Regions from separate parts of the Mus musculus genome. Here region 1 is linked to region 2. A link is a loop called in an ENCODE intact Hi-C map of the cell type or tissue named here. Cell type or tissue: left cerebral cortex. All regions are shown on one strand.

The links. A loop is a pair of places that touch in the nucleus more often than their neighbours do. Peaks named below come from ENCODE experiments on the same cell type or tissue, not always from the same donor. Only the 100,000 strongest peaks of a DNase experiment are listed, where the experiment ranks them.
Region 1: it touches region 2 in a loop (6-fold over the local background); 12 of 42 quality-filtered maps call a loop at or near these places.

What each region holds. Positions count from the first base shown.
Region 1 is chr4:143,034,681-143,039,680 of GRCm38, reverse strand. No RefSeq gene overlaps it. Among named protein-coding and RNA genes, the nearest start is that of Mir7021, 99 kb to the left of the region's middle. In left cerebral cortex, no CTCF peak of the experiment used is centred here; DNase peaks (open chromatin) are centred at 1,020 and 2,832.
Region 2 is chr4:143,378,197-143,383,196 of GRCm38, reverse strand. No RefSeq gene overlaps it. Among named protein-coding and RNA genes, the nearest start is that of Pramel1, 14 kb to the left of the region's middle. In left cerebral cortex, a CTCF peak has its summit at 2,366; DNase peaks (open chromatin) are centred at 682, 2,408, 2,903 and 3,079.

The sequences.
Region 1 (5,000 bases), 340 kb after region 2:
TGGGGAACTTATCCTTCATGCTGGGGTGAGTCATTCATGCCGGGGTGAGACTTTCTGGTGTGGATGCTTTGGGGCCACCCACACTCCTGTAAGTAACCCTCCCCCATGTTCTGTAACTAAGCTTCATAAACTAGTTGGCTTTGCCAAGTTTGGCTCTGGTGGGATCACTGTGCTTTAGTTTATCATTTGGTGTCCCATAAAGAGGGGGAGATATTTGTTTCCATCTTCCCTGGGAGAAGAGTTCCTACAGCACGGACCACATGGAGGCAGTGTGTACTCCATCATCTGACCCAGACGTTCCTCAAACTCATAGCAACAAGTCGCAGATGCCCCAACTAACACACTAGATACAGCACTACATGACGGAACAAGAATGAGTCTACAATCAGAATATTGTTTGAGAGAGGCTCTCAGTGTGGAGCTCAGGCTGACCTGGAACTTGTGATCTTCCTGACTCAGTTTTCCAAGTATTCAAATCATAGGCGTCCTCTACCACACCAAGCTACTTGAAGGGAGCTTCACATACACGGATTTCAGGAGGGTATTTAAAAGGACCATGTCCCCTTGGTGGGGTGGCGTGTGAGTGTGGCTAGGTGAGGGGTTAAATTTAACCCTAGGTCTTCAGTGGGTCTCTGTGGATCTGCCTCCGACAGGGCTCCGATATGAGATTTTGGGAACCAGGATGCTGATTCTGACAAGAGCTGCTGAGTGGGAAGAGGAGGCAAAAGTTTGGTCCACAGTCACCACCCCTGCTGGACCCCCTTGTTTGCTTCGTTCACCATCTGCCGGGAACTCCACTGCCTGCCTCCTGAAAGACTGCAGTGATGTGTTGTTGGGAAAGCCAAGAGGGGCCAGATGGCTGTGGCCCGGCAGTCCGGGCTCCCGAGTCCCCAGCCTGGTGTCAGTCAGCCTGGTGAAACTCACCTATTTTTGAATAAAGCCTGAGTTAGCTTTTCCGCGTTTTCCTTGCTCAGCAATTTCTGATGTTTTCCCCATCAAGAGGCACATACATTTTGGGCACATCAGTCACGTGGTAACTTCAGTACTATTTTCCTCTGCTTACTGCTTTATTATTGATGAAAATCCCCCACGGCTGACTTGCTTCATCAATCACACGGTGCTCAGCGATGGCACTGAGTCCCAGATTTGGAAGCCCATCTTCCTGAGATCCAAAATAGGGCTCTCGTTCTTGCAGTGTTTGACAAATGACTTCCTTTTGCTCCTCCTATCTATAAAACACAGCCGAAGGAGCAGTTCTGAGGATCCTTGGACCACAAACTCCATGGAGCATCTCCAATGAAACGATTGACAGAGACGACTGTGCTCTGAACCTGCTATAGAAAACAGGAAGAGTCTGGGGAGTAACCGCAATCATTCTTGACATCACCGTCTGTCCCTACTGGGTGCCCAGGGTGATCCCAGATGTCTAATACATTCTTAACACATCTGTAGAATCAGTATTCCATAGACATCTCAGACAGTTCCCCAAACCATGAAGTTTGATATTCTTTTTGTGTATTATGTGTATGCAGATGCACAGTGTGTGTGTGTGTGTGTGTGCATGTGATGGCCAGAGAGCAACCTTGGGTGTTTTTCCTTGGGTGCTGTTGATCTTAATTTTGCAGTCAGGGTCTCTCACTGTCTTGGGTCTTGCCAAGTAGTCTCAATGGGCTAGCCAGGGATCCCTGGATCTCTCACTTCTCAGTGCTGGGATTGCAAGTGCATGCTACCATGTCTGGCATAGCGATGTGAATGAGAGATGTCTCCAGTAGGCACAGGTATCTCAACCCTTGGCTCCCAGTTAGTGGCACTATTTGGGGGAGGTTTTCGGGAGGTGGCACAGCCACGATGGAGGAAGTATGTCACCGGGAGTGGGATTTGAGAATTTATAGCCTTGCCTCACTCCTGGTTCACTCTTACTGCTTAGTGTTTGTGGTTTTGAGATGTGATCTCTTAGCTTCTCACTCCAGGCTGCCATGCCTCCCCTGTCCTTATGGACTCTCCCTATGGAGCCATAAGCCAATATACACTTCCTTCCCTAAGTTTCTTATGGCCATGGTGTTTTATTACAGCAACAGAAAAGTGAACAATACACCCGTTTTTTTTTTTTTCTGGGTAAGGTTTGTTTTATTTTAAATTATGTGTATGTGTGTATCTATGTGTGTGTGTGTGTGTGTGTGTGTGTGTGTGTGTGTGTGTATGCCAGTGGAGGCCAGAACTGTTCGATCCTTTGGAGCTGGAGTTATAGGTGGCTGCGAGAGCCTGATATGGGTGCTGGGACCTGGACCTGGGTCCTCTGGATGAGCATTATGTACTCTAAGCCACTGAGTCAGCTCTCCAGGTTGGCTTTTTGAATGTGCTTTCTGGGAATCAAACTAGGGTCCTTATGCTTGCAAGCACCGAGCCATCTCCACAGCCTTTGAATTTCTATACTTTCGAAGGTTGTAGAAAACTTATATATATATATATATAAAAAGCCTTCATCATAAAGCTTATTGACTAAGGCTGTGTGAGTTCCCCTAGTCAAAGTTAGATCATGCTTTAAAATGAGGTAGCATATTGTCTCCCTGCACCTTTGTATCAAATGGCCGTATACACAGTGAATTACAGCAAAGCCTCCTGTCATGGTTCTAGACACTGGAAATGAAGATTGTCAGCAGGGCTATGTTCCCCCACCCCCCCACCCGTGAGCTCTAGGGAAGAAATGTATCTTTGCTTCCCAGTGGTTGCACCACCTGCTTCTCTGCCTCTGAGGCTGCCCTGGCTCCTTTTCAGTGTGTGGGTGGGTCAGCATCCCTCCACCACCCTCCCATAAGCACAGTTGTCATCACATTCACGGCTGTCTTTACCCAGCAGAGCTATTGTAGCTAATACCACAAAAGGGGCACACATTGTAGCTAATACCACAAAAGGGGCACACATGCCAAGGAAGTGTCTCGTTACAGGGCTCTGGATGCTGAAAGTCTATGGAGAAAGTGTTGTAAAGTGAATGTCTAACCCGGCCTCTCTCTTTGGCTTGTGGGCAGCACATCTCATTATGAAGTCACTTTTCCTGGAGTGTCTGTTTACACATTACCCTCTTTTAAAGATACCAGTTATGTTGGGTGGGTTAGGGTCCGCTCCAGTGACCCGGCTTTAACCCAGTCACCTCTGTAAAGGAGCCAGTGCAATGTGCAGCTAGCGGCATTCAGAGTAGCAGGTAGCAAGATTTCAACATTTGTATCTGGGTGGAGTGATGGGGTAACAATTTAACTTCTAAGCTGGCCAGCTGCAAAATACGTTCCCAGGTTAGGAACAGCCATGGATTCCAGGAGGAAGAGCTAATCTGGGGTGTGTGTGAGCCTCCTCTTCCACAGTGGCCACACTCTGGGATGAAAAAGCTCTCGGAACACAGTGTGTCCTCAGCTGCAGCTTCTACAGCCCACAAGCGGTCTTTCCTCCTGCCTCAGCACTTACACTGAGTTATGTGCCAGCAGATGGCGAAACAATGCCACCACAGTGTCCTGTATACCTTCTGACCTCCCTGGCTGGTCAGTGCCTTTCCTGATCCGCATCATACGACTTCGGCTTGCTCACCAGGAGCACCGCAGAGCTGTCCTTTCTCTGCAGTTGGGTGTCTCTCCTTGGATCGTCAGGTCCACGGGGACAAGGCTGCATCTGTTTTCCCAGTCTTCACACTACCTGCCAGATTGAGTCTGTGAATGGTCTAGCTGCCTATTGGTTCCCTCCCGAGACTATCGTGTCCTGACAGGAAGTGGGCTTTGTGTTCAGTTTGGATGATTGGTTTTCATAGCGATGTGAAGGGAAGTGGAGGTAAGAAGGGAGAGGCAACCTGGAAATGCACAGGAGGGTGGAGGCGTTAGAGCCTTGGACCTAAGTGTTAATAAGCAGAGGAAGCTTCCCGGGATCATAGCAAGAACAGAAGAGGAAATGTCCACCAAGCTCGCCTGCTTCTTGCCTTCTGACCTCCCCGTGTACCTCCTATTGGCCGAGTCCACCGAGAAGCCAATGGACAAGCGGGTTCATGGACACAGTCCACTTGCGTTGTTCTTTTGTGCTCATGTGTGTGCAAATGCACACACATGTGGAAGCCAGAGGACAACATCTGGTGTTCCTCTTTGGAGGCCATCCAGTTTAGTTTTCCTTGAGACGGGGGTCTCTCACTGAGACCTGGGGGTCACTGATTAAGCTAGACTGATTAGCCAGTGAGCCCCATACCCCATCCAGACACTAGGGTTATAAGCAGGCAACCATGTCTGGCTTTTATGCTGGTGTCCAGGATTGAACTCTGTTCCTCATTTTGCAGGCAAACACTTTTCCAACTGAGATGTCTCCTCAGTCCCTTGGGGCTGGCTGTGGGGATGACGTCAGCGTTATGTGTTACAGGGGTGTCTGAAGGGATGAATTGCCCTCTGTGATGGTGACATTACAGGAAACCCCAGGAGGAGAAGGAGGAACAGAGAGCTGCTGCTGGCCTCCAGAAAGTGACAATGCCTGGACTCTGTGGGATTTCTTATTCCAGACTTTTCTGCCTGCCAAACTCTGTTCTCTCTCTCTCTCTCTCTCTCTCCCTCTCTCTCTCTCTCTCTTTCTCTCTCTCTCTCTCTCTCTCTCTCTCTCTCTCTCTCTCTCTCTCTCTCTCTCTCTCTCTCTCTGTGTGTGTGTGTGTGTGTGTGTGTTTGGGATTGGCAGCAGCAGTTACAATGCCATGGGGAGATCCCCTGAGCCAAGGAATTGGCAGAGGGTAGAGTATGGTACGTGGCTTTATAAAGCCCAGCTTTGGGGCAACCAGACACTATCAGAGAGTATACTTAGGCTCCCAGACAGGTGGCATAGCCTACTGGTGACAATCATGGGACCTGCAGGTAGACTGCATGGGTCCAAATCTTAGGTCTTGCCTTGCCTTTCTCATCTGTGAAATGGACAGTGGTATATGGAGTTAAGATGAGCCAACACACACTCAACACAGTAAGAGGAGCCACATCTGGCTTGTAGTTGGA
Region 2 (5,000 bases):
TGCCACTGAGCTACGTGCCTCAGTCTCACTTTTCTTAGTTCCAGAGATGCAGCCCCAGCAGATGTTAGGATTGCTTGTGAAGATCCTGGCAAGGCACTGATTTATATTCAGGAACATGAGACTACTGACCTAGTCTGCAGATTCTGGTAGCAGGGTCTGAGCCCTTTCTGAGATCCTGCCTTAGATAGATAGATAGATAGATAGATAGATAGATAGATAGATAGATAGATAGATAGATAGATAGATAGACAGACTGGAGAGCCGGCTCAACACTAGAGCATTAGTTGCTCTTGAAGACTTGAGTTCAATTTCTAGCACCTACATCCCCATCTTTTGTCCTCTGGAGACAGTGAACATATGTAGTTCACAGAAAGGCAGGTGCACGCCCGCATACACACAAACACACACATAAAATCAATTAATTAAAAAACTAAATCACCAAAAATAACATTTGAAAGGGCCAAGGGTACAGCCCAGACACAGAACACTTGTCTAGCATCCACAAAGCCCTGGCTTCCATTCTGTGCATCACAGGAAAGAGACACTTTAAGAAAACTGTGCACTGGGCGGTAATTGCTTCTCATTCCATCTTTCTTTAAACACATCCCTATTCATAAGAGGGTGCCAGCGAGCTTGTCTGAAAATTACCTTGCTGTCAAAACAGGCTATCCCCCACCTCCCGGCATTTAACATTGTGATCTGACTCTCTATCCCCAGCATCTCCATACAGACCAAAGGCTTCTGGGTGCGAAATAATCTATTAACTTCCCATCAAGAGCCAGGCTGAGCGCCAGCTCTCTTTCTGACAGGGAAATCTGTGGGAGCAGATTCATGACCTACTTTGATGTGGCCACAGAGAGAAGACTCAACCTTGTTAGAAATTCAAATCCATCTTTCCTCTGGAGAGAGACCATAGATGCTGCCCTGGTGCAGTGGCCCCTCCCACTTGGTGATCCTGAATAGTTTTCAGCATCTAATTGGCCAGAAAGGAGAGAGAGAGAGAGAGAGAGAGAGAGAGAGAGAGAGAGAGAGAGAGAGGAAGGAAGGAAGGAAGGAAGGAAGGAAGGAAGGAAGGAAGGAAGGAAGGAAGGAAGGAAGGAAGGAAAGAAAGAAAGGGAGTTTGGGGGATGGAGCTCAAGCAAAGAGCACCTGTCTAGAACATGCAAAGTCCTGGATCCATCCCCAGATCCACAAAATATAAAATAAAATTAGTTATCTCGCGCCCCAGGGAAAAAGAGAGGGTAGGGGAAGGAAGGGGGGAGATTAATTTCCAGGGGGTGCTGTTGGCAGACATCTTCATGGACACCCAAACATTTGTGGCACACACTCCCACAGACATACACATGTACACAGAAAATAAAAATAGATTAATTATTTTTATTTTATGTGTATGGGCATTTTTTTCTGCACATATATATGTGCCCACGTTCCCATGAAGGACAGAAGGGAACACTGGATGCCCTGGAACTGGAGTTAGATGGTTGTGAGCCACCACATGGGTCCTGGGAATCAAACCCGGGTCCTCTGGAAGAGCTGCCAATGTTTTTAAGCATCTCTCCAGCCCAATAAAAACAAGTCTTTAAAAACTGAAGCCTTGCTGTTTTTCACTTGTGTTGCTTCTGTCAGCAACGGAAATATGGTATTATCATTCATCTCCCAGGAAGCTTGCAGGATAATCTACATATCTATCCACCTTGTCAGCTCTGCATCCTTTGATGTAGCACAGGAAGGCCTCAGAGCTTGTGAGGCAGCCAAGGGCGACCTTGAGTTCCTTCCTCATCTCTCTACCTTCTCTTCCCAGTGCTGGGATTATAGGCCATGGCAGGGTTTGGGGGTTTGTGGGCTGTTTGTTTGTTTGTTTGTTTGTTTGTTTGAGACGGAGTCTTACTGGCTATGTAAAGCAGGTTGGTATCAATTCACCTACCTCAGCTTTCCACATGCTAGGAGTACCACCCACCACACCAGGCAACCACGATGGTTTTTATTGTTTTGTTATTGTTGTTGTTATATTACTATTATTATATTTTGTGTGTGTGCGTGCGTGCCTGTGCGTATGCGTGTGTGTGTGTGTGTGTGTGTGTGTGTGCGCGCGCGCGCGCGCCACAGAGTAGGTGTGAAGGGCAGAAGACAACTTTCCCAGTCGTTCGCAGTCTCCTCCTACCTTGTTGGTCTCAGGGATCAAATTCAGGTCATCAGGCTTGGTGGCTCGAACCTTTACCTGCTGAGCCATCTGACCAGCCCACCATGTCAAGTTTTATACATTGCCAGGTATGGAACCTGGGAGTGGGGTTGGGGATGGAAAATAAAAGCTAATTCTGAAAAATAAAAATGCCATTTCCAAGGTCAGACGCTTCAGAATGCAGTACTCTATACAGCCACACGTGGGCGCGCTTACTCTGTCCTTAACCTTTTTTTTTTTTTTTTTTTTTTTTTTTTTTTTTTTTTTTTTTTAGATTATGTGTATTTTTGCATGAATGTTGGTGCCTATGGAGGTCAGAAAAAGATGCCAGACCTGGAGCTAGAGTTATAGGCAGCTCACAGTCGTCTGACGTGGGTGCTAAGACTCTCTCTTGTATCCTCTAAAGAGAACAGTACACACATTAACCTCTGAGCTATCTCCCCATGCCCTTCATTCCTTAACTTAGCTTCATTCAGATGCCCTTGGAAGTTTGAATCTATTCTGTGGCTTCATCAAGGAGCGTGATCCAAAAGTTTGGTTTTGTTCTCGGGACCTCAAACCGGATTCTCCAGAGTGTCCACAATGTCCCTGACTGCCTTGAAGACAGTCTGGTCAGAGTGATAAATAAATTCATTATCCAGGCAGCTCCCCACCCCCACTCCGCCAGGGCCCTGATGCCTTGTGTCTGGATGTATCTCAAGTCTTTCAGTGGCTCAGCCATTCTTTTCTGGTATCAACAGCTCTTTTCTCTCCCTGAGTGGCTTCTGTCTCTTGAATGAACTTGGGCTCATCCCAGAGCACTCCGGGTCTATTGAAGCTGCAGCCGACTGGCCGGCTGGGAGGAGTGTCAGAGAGAGATAAATCCCAGCTACACATCACAGGGGGACATTGAGTTGCCTCCAGGCCACACAGAGGGGGCCTCTCTCCCCCGGAGATTGAAAGTCACCGACTGCCCAGGCTGGAGTGGCAGCTGATTCAGGGAACAGCGGCTGGCTGTCTTGCGTTTGGCTGGGTGTGGACGGGGAGACAAGCAAAGGTACAGACGGGGGTTGGAGGGATGGAGGTCTCTCCTCTTTGCTGTCTCCTTGTCCACCTCCATGTCCCCTGTGACTACACCCTCCGAGTCTTATTTTCTCAGCGAAGCCCTCCCTCTGACCTCTGAATACCTGACGGCCGTTCCCATCTCTCATGCTATTTATTGGTCTCTTCTCTAGGAGAGGGTACCAGCAGCATACTAAACATCCTGACTCCTTGCAGGTGGCGGGCTCCAGGAGGCAGAGCCCAGTCATCACCTTCTGAGCAGCCCCTGAAGTGGGTCTCTGACCACTGCTGCTTCCCTTGAGGCTCAGTTAGCACAGCCCATCAGTTCTGCATTCAGATCACGTTGTAAGGAAACACGGGGGTCCAACAGCTCTAGATCCCCAGGTCATCCTTATTACCATGACAACAGGATGGGATGGGAATGGATCTAAAGCTGAACAGAATTTCCGAGTCTTCTTCACTGAACTCCCTATTCAGGCTTTGGGAATGGGAAGGCAGAGGTCATGAAGGAGAGGAAAAAGGAACAAGAAGAGTACTGTTGGGGCTGGAGGTGCCAGCATCCTCTAGAGCATCTGAGCAGTAGGGGGCAAATGAACCCCACTTTTCTTCAAGCCCACCCTGGTCAACTCTGACTAAATAGTGAAATACAGGACGCTCTATGGTTTGTTTATTTGTTTGTTTGTTTGTTTTTTCAGTTCAATAGATCCAGATTCAGGAGTGGGGATACATGTTTGCCATCCCAGCAGTTAGGTTGTATGAGCAGGAGAAGCATAGTTCAAGGTCACCTTCAGTTTGAGCCTTGCCTGGGCTCCATAAGACCCTGACTCAAAACAAAGACAAAACAGCAAAAACGGAAAGCTCTGAAGTTTCTTAAGCCTGAACCATTTCAGAGCTAGATAAGGACTTCTGTCTGACTTGGGGAGAGGCACGAGCCCTCTGTCTCTCCTTTACTGGTGCAGAGAGAATTCAGGAGAAGGATCTCAATAGAATTCAAAGGGCATTAGTGGGGAGAGGAGACAGGGGGAAGCAGGCAGGAGTTGCCTGAGGGACGGTTCTCATTCTTCGTTAAAAGGGAGGAAAGCCAGGCTCTGTAGGTCCCTGGCATCTTCCACAGTCTTCAATCTGAAATCAAAATGGACCTCAGAGGCATACCCCTTGCATCGTGCCCTGCATCCGAGGTCCCACTGAGTCCCCGCAACAGTCACATGAGGTTAGGGATACACCGTGTCCATTTTACAAAAGAGAAAATCAAGGTCGAGGAGACTAAGTAACTTGACCCATGCTGCACAGTAAGAAAAGAGCTGATGCTCACACCCACTGTGAGCATCCCAACTCTAGAGCCTTTGCTCTTGTCCCAGTGTAGGCTATAGGAGAGGACACCATAGGTAGGTCACATCATTCATGCATTCACTCATTCATTCCCTGTGTTCCATTAGACAGGGCCGTACCACTTCCGTTAGTTCTCTGTGCCCTTGCCTGGATACCAGTCTGGATCCAAATTACACACTCCTGAGGCACAAGATACCTTCCCAGGTTTTCCTCGGGGAAGGAAATGGGCCCATCTTCAAGTCCCCCACACCAACCTCTCCCCTAAGGGACAGATACACAAATTACTCTTAATGACTATAACTACCCAGCAAGTACCTGCTGGGAGACAGGTGCCCACAAGCACTGTGGGGTAGCAAAGGCCTTTAAGGAGCTCTTTTCCACCCACCCATCCACCCACCAACCCACCCACCTATCAACCCATCCATCCAACATCAGTTTCCCAACAGACAGG